Regions from separate parts of the Mus musculus genome. Here region 1 is linked to region 2. A link is a loop called in an ENCODE intact Hi-C map of the cell type or tissue named here. Cell type or tissue: gastrocnemius. All regions are shown on one strand.

Region 1 (2,500 bases), 910 kb before region 2:
AGGTACATTTGCAGGAGGAGTGCTGTGACTGGATTACACAGAAGAACTTTATTTAGCTATCTGAGGAATCTCCGTATTGGTTTCTGTAGGGGTTGATCTAGTTTAGCTGCCACCAGCCATGTATAAGGGTCCCTTTTGTTATTTGTGTTCTTGATGATTGTCATTTTGATTGAGTTGAGATGGAATTTTCAATGTAGTTTTAATTTTCATTTTTCTGCTGGCTACAGTAAACTTTCTTTTTTTCTTTCCTCCTTCTCCTTCTTCTTCTCTTCTTCTTTGTCTTCATTGTCTTTCTCTTCTTCCTTTTCTGCTTTCTTCTCACTCTTCTTCTTCCTCTTTTTCTTCTTTCTCCTCCCCCTCCTATTTCCCCTCTCTCTTTTCCCCCTCCTTTTCTCCTCTCCTCTTCTTCTGTTTGTCCCCCCCCCAAGACTTGGCTGGCCTTGAACTCACAGAGATCCTCCTGCCTCTGCCTCCTGAGTGCTGGGATTAAAAGCATGCACTACCATGACTGCTTTTTAGAGTAAACTTCCTCTCCATATGTGCATTGGCCATTTATAGTAAGATATGAAGAAGGTCTCTTAAGTGGATGTGTAAGTGAAATAAATTTAAGTATTTCACTATTCCACAATGTAAAAATTTGAAAGGCAACATTAGGAAGATAGTGAGTAAAAAGTGGTGATTCCCAGACTCTGGAGAAATAGAAAGAGTCAAGAGACGAAACAGGTGACTAAACATCTAAATAATTTATTATCATTGCATGTGAAAATGTTTATGTGTGGTTCACATATGCCACGATGCACATGTGTCGTTCTGAGGACAATTTTCCACCTTTATATGCATTCTGGGGACCCCAGGCTTGATGGTAAGTGCCTTTACTGGGCTGAGCCAAACTAAAGGAGGTGATTTCTAAGGCAGTGGAACTATTCTCTATGATACTACAATGGTGGATACATGAAATCCTTCACAACCCATGGATGCATACAGCTTTATAGTATATGTACTATAAATGTCAGTCAATAATAGCTGTTCAGCATTGTTTCATTACCTTTAACATTTGGGTCCTCAGAGGAATTATAAGCAGTAGGGGAAATTACACGAGGGAGAGGTATAGATAGGGCTTTGTACTGTTTAATCTTTCTGTAAGTCTAAAACTCTTGTAAGAATAATGTCAATAACAGCCCTCCCAATCTACATATGTATATCTTTATCTATATCTATATCATCTCTATATATCTGTCTCTGTGTACCCAATTTCAACTTGCTGACAACATACTCAGAAATGAAACATTTCAGTTTTGAAATAATCAGGTTGTCCAAAAGAGGGCGCCAAAGACTTACAAAGGCATCATCTTTGTTTATGCAAAAAGAAATGAAGTAGTGAGATAGACTCAAGGGTGGAAGGGTGGGGGCTCTGACTCAAGATCACATAGGACACGTGCGCCTCTTTCCTGTGGCTTCTGTCCTTCTTTAGAGTGGGTAAGTACTTTGCCCTATTTATTTCCTTTATTTTTGGGAGTCAGTCTCTAGCTCAGGGTGACCTTGAACTTGCTATGAAGCTGAGGCTGACCTTGAACTCCGGATTCTTCTGTTCTCACTCCCAAGTGTTTGGAATACCACTGTGGGACATTAATACCTCTCAGTCCCTTGTTTGCTCTGGTTTCGGATCTTTGGGAAGTGTAACAGCGTAATCTACCCTGTTGATGCCCTGCTGACATCAGCGCTGATCCTGGCTTTGAAGAGACCCCCAGAAGGCTGGAGAGATGGCTCAGTGGTTAAGAGGACCCTGCAGCTCTCAACAGCCGTGACAGCTGCACACAGACACACAGGTAAATAAAAATTAAAAAATTAACACACATAAATAAAAATTAAAACAAATTAAAAGGAAGATTCAGACATGTAAGCCAAATAAACTCTTTACTCTCTCAATCTGCTTTTGGCCATGGTTTGCCACAGCAACAGAAGGCAAACTGGGAAAAGTGTGTGTGTGTGTGTGTGTGTGTGTGTGTGTGAGAGAGAGAGAGAGTCAGAGTCAAATAATACACTTAGCTTTTCTTCAAAACAACTACAGATATGACTTATTCAATTGGGTTTGAACAGGAAAATTCATAATTCAAATTCTAAAATTCTAATTTCCTCATTTTTATTTATTAAAAGATTTGCATTTATTTAATTTTATCTGAATGAGTTCAAAAGAGGGATCCCCCAAAGCTGGTGTTGACATGGTTGTGAGCCACCATGCAGGTGCTGGGAATTGAACCCTGCTCTCAGTAGGAGCAACAAGTGCTCTTAACCCCTGAGCCATCTCTCTAGCTGCAAATTCCAGCTTTTAAGAATTAGCATATTGCACTCGCGTCGGCAGCACACATACTAAAATTGGAACAATACAGAGAAGATTAGCATGGCCTCTGCTCAAGGATGGCACAAAAATTCGTGAGGCACTCCATATTTTTTTGGGTAGCGAGTAGGATGTAAAGTGAATAAGTAAAAAAAAAAAAAAAAA
Region 2 (2,500 bases):
CCTGGATGGAATGTCCATCCTTTTCTCCTTCTCCTTTCTGAGAGGATTTCAGACTCCCTTAAAGGATGTTTTGTAACTTTACTCACTGTGAAGAAAGGACACAGGCAGGTCCATCCCATCTCCTCTTCCCTCCCTAGAGGCAGCTTACCAGATGACAGATCTCCCCAATTCCTTTTTTCTTTGTTAGGGAACATTGTGCTTCTAAGAAAGAGGAGCCAATAAGTAGAAGAAGTTAGCATGGAGAAGTGGCCACACTTTTGGTCTATCAGCTAGTATGTATTTATCTCTCTCAAGCATTGCTTTGGTCTATATCACTATCTTCTACAACTTGGTCTTCCTAAAGCCCATACAGGGTTATTTATAATTAACTAATCAATACTAATTAGGAGATATTAGTGCAGACTTGACAAGAAATTTAAGGTCTTTGGAATCACACTAGGAAAGATTGAAATGAATGCATTAATTTTTCAGTTGTTTTTAGATAATTCTGCATATATACACATACAGTATCAACCACTCCAGTCCCCACCTGCCTTCGACCCCTACTAACCACAATCCTCCTCACAAATCTCTCTCTCAAGTTAGTGGCTGTTTGCTTTGGTTTTTTTTTTTCCCACTGTGATTAACCAGGGTCACTTGTATGATCATGGCTTTAGAGTCATTCCCCGGAGCATCCTGGACTCAGCAGTGGGCACACGACTGACAGTAATGGGTTCTACCTCCTAGACTCTATCAATTGCCAATAGTTCAGAGGAAAAGGGTCATTTGAGCCACCTCTCCTTTCCTTAACTAATTTTTGATAGGGTCAGTGTTGTGTCAACTCAGTGCAGGTAACTACAGTTTTTATGAGTTCGTGATTGCCAATGGTCATATCTCATAGAGAGAATAGCATTTCACAGCCCTTCACCATGCCTCCAACTCCTTTGTACTTCCCACCCCATTTTCTTCAGTGTTCCTGGAGCTCCCGCGAGGAAGTGGTTTGGACATCTTATTTGATCTGGGCCCACAGCCCTTACCTAATGATTGCATTAATTTCAGTGATGTATTTTATCTATCTAAGAAGATTTAGGATAATAGTAATTCAAACTGTAATCAATATAACGTTATTGGAAAGAACACTTACACTTTTTTGGTACTGTCCTCTGAATCCTATAAATATTTTACATGTATGACCTGTCACTTATATTACTCAAATTCCAGACACTTTGTGGGCTGTTATGTAACATAAACCTTGTTAGATAGCCCCTGCCTATCTCATTGGTATATATGCACCCACGTCTGTGAACTACATATGATTTTATTATTATTTAAATATTCTGAGTAAGGGCAGATAGTTCCAGAGTTGCTGGTAAGCCAACTTTTGTTGTTTTTGAAATGCAGGCTCTGTGTCCTCAGGCTGTCTGCGGCTTGATCACCAGCATGAGCAGGTGCCTGAAAGACAGCGCCCTCTGGCGTCTCTGCTTGGATTAGCGAGTCATTTTCAGGCTGCTGAAAATGCACTATAAGCATTTCTTCTACAAAAGAAGGGAAGGGGGTAAACCGACAGGAAGGCAGGCTGGCTGCTAACAGCTTTAGATACTGAGTTGGAGAGGTGGAGTCCTGAATAAGCAGCCTTTGATATGGGCAGGAGAGAAACCTGAGGTTCCCACAATGGAGTTTATAGCATCTTCATCCCTTAGAGTGTGGTTGAGCACTTTCCATTGGCTTCGAATGCAATCAAGAAACCTGGGCATGAGTGCTGTGAAATTTGGTACCCACTGTTTTTTTTAGAATATATTTTCTATTTTTAACTGACTGTGGAGCAATCACACCTCCATGTGCACACAAGAAGTGCAACGTAGACTCATTCTTAAGTATACAGTTTCTATTTATCCAGTAGCTCCCGTGGCGAGGCTTCTTCGATTTGAATGATATCAGGAAGTCATGGTGGTTGGTGCTGATTTCAAGATTGTCCGGTTTTCCCGAGATAGGCACAATTTCTGCAAATGCCCAGCAGTAAACTCTCAATTATGTTTCCAAAGGACTGTGTTAGGCAGCTGCCTCGGACCACTTTCAAGTCCAAAATCTCTGCCTTCTCCACCAAGCCGCAGTATCGATTTCTGCCAAAGGCTCTGGTCTGCGTGTGTTCCAGCCGCTGACACCTTTGCAATCATTGTGCATTCGGGTCATAGGCTCGGGAGGTGTTGTCTGATTGACAGCCCTTTATAAATCTTTTATTTGCTTGTTTCTGTCAGGGCACAATTCAATCTCAGAATTCTTTCTGGTGACTTTGCAAGCAGGACTAACAATATCCCCGAAAGGGAGATGTGATTTTTGCCATAACTCAAACAGATTCTCCAGTCTCTGGGCTAAGTGTCAGAGCCAAGATCTGATTATAAATTATTTTTTACAGTGTGAGGAAGAAAGAGACTCTTGGTCTTGGCTTTGGTTCTTTGCTAAATTGTACAGGCTGAGTGAAGGAGGCTTGAGTGTGAGTGGGGTTTCTCTGCCTTGCTTTAGT

The links. Peaks named below come from ENCODE experiments on the same cell type or tissue, not always from the same donor. Only the 100,000 strongest peaks of a DNase experiment are listed, where the experiment ranks them.
Region 1: it touches region 2 in a loop (10-fold over the local background); 16 of 42 quality-filtered maps call a loop at or near these places.

What each region holds. Positions count from the first base shown.
Region 1 is chr8:112,060,162-112,062,661 of GRCm38, forward strand. Gm36671 (a long non-coding RNA gene) reads left to right here and starts at 1,411. Exons shown (of 3, transcript XR_388036.3): 1 at 1,411-1,476; 2 at 1,603-1,826. Gm22827 (a small nuclear RNA gene) reads left to right here and starts at 2,344; the gene lies at 2,344-2,450. In gastrocnemius, a CTCF peak has its summit at 1,322 (motif pointing right); a DNase peak (open chromatin) is centred at 1,387.
Region 2 is chr8:112,971,187-112,973,686 of GRCm38, forward strand. No RefSeq gene overlaps it. Among named protein-coding and RNA genes, the nearest start is that of Gm45904, 50 kb to the left of the region's middle. In gastrocnemius, a CTCF peak has its summit at 1,451 (motif pointing left); a DNase peak (open chromatin) is centred at 1,453.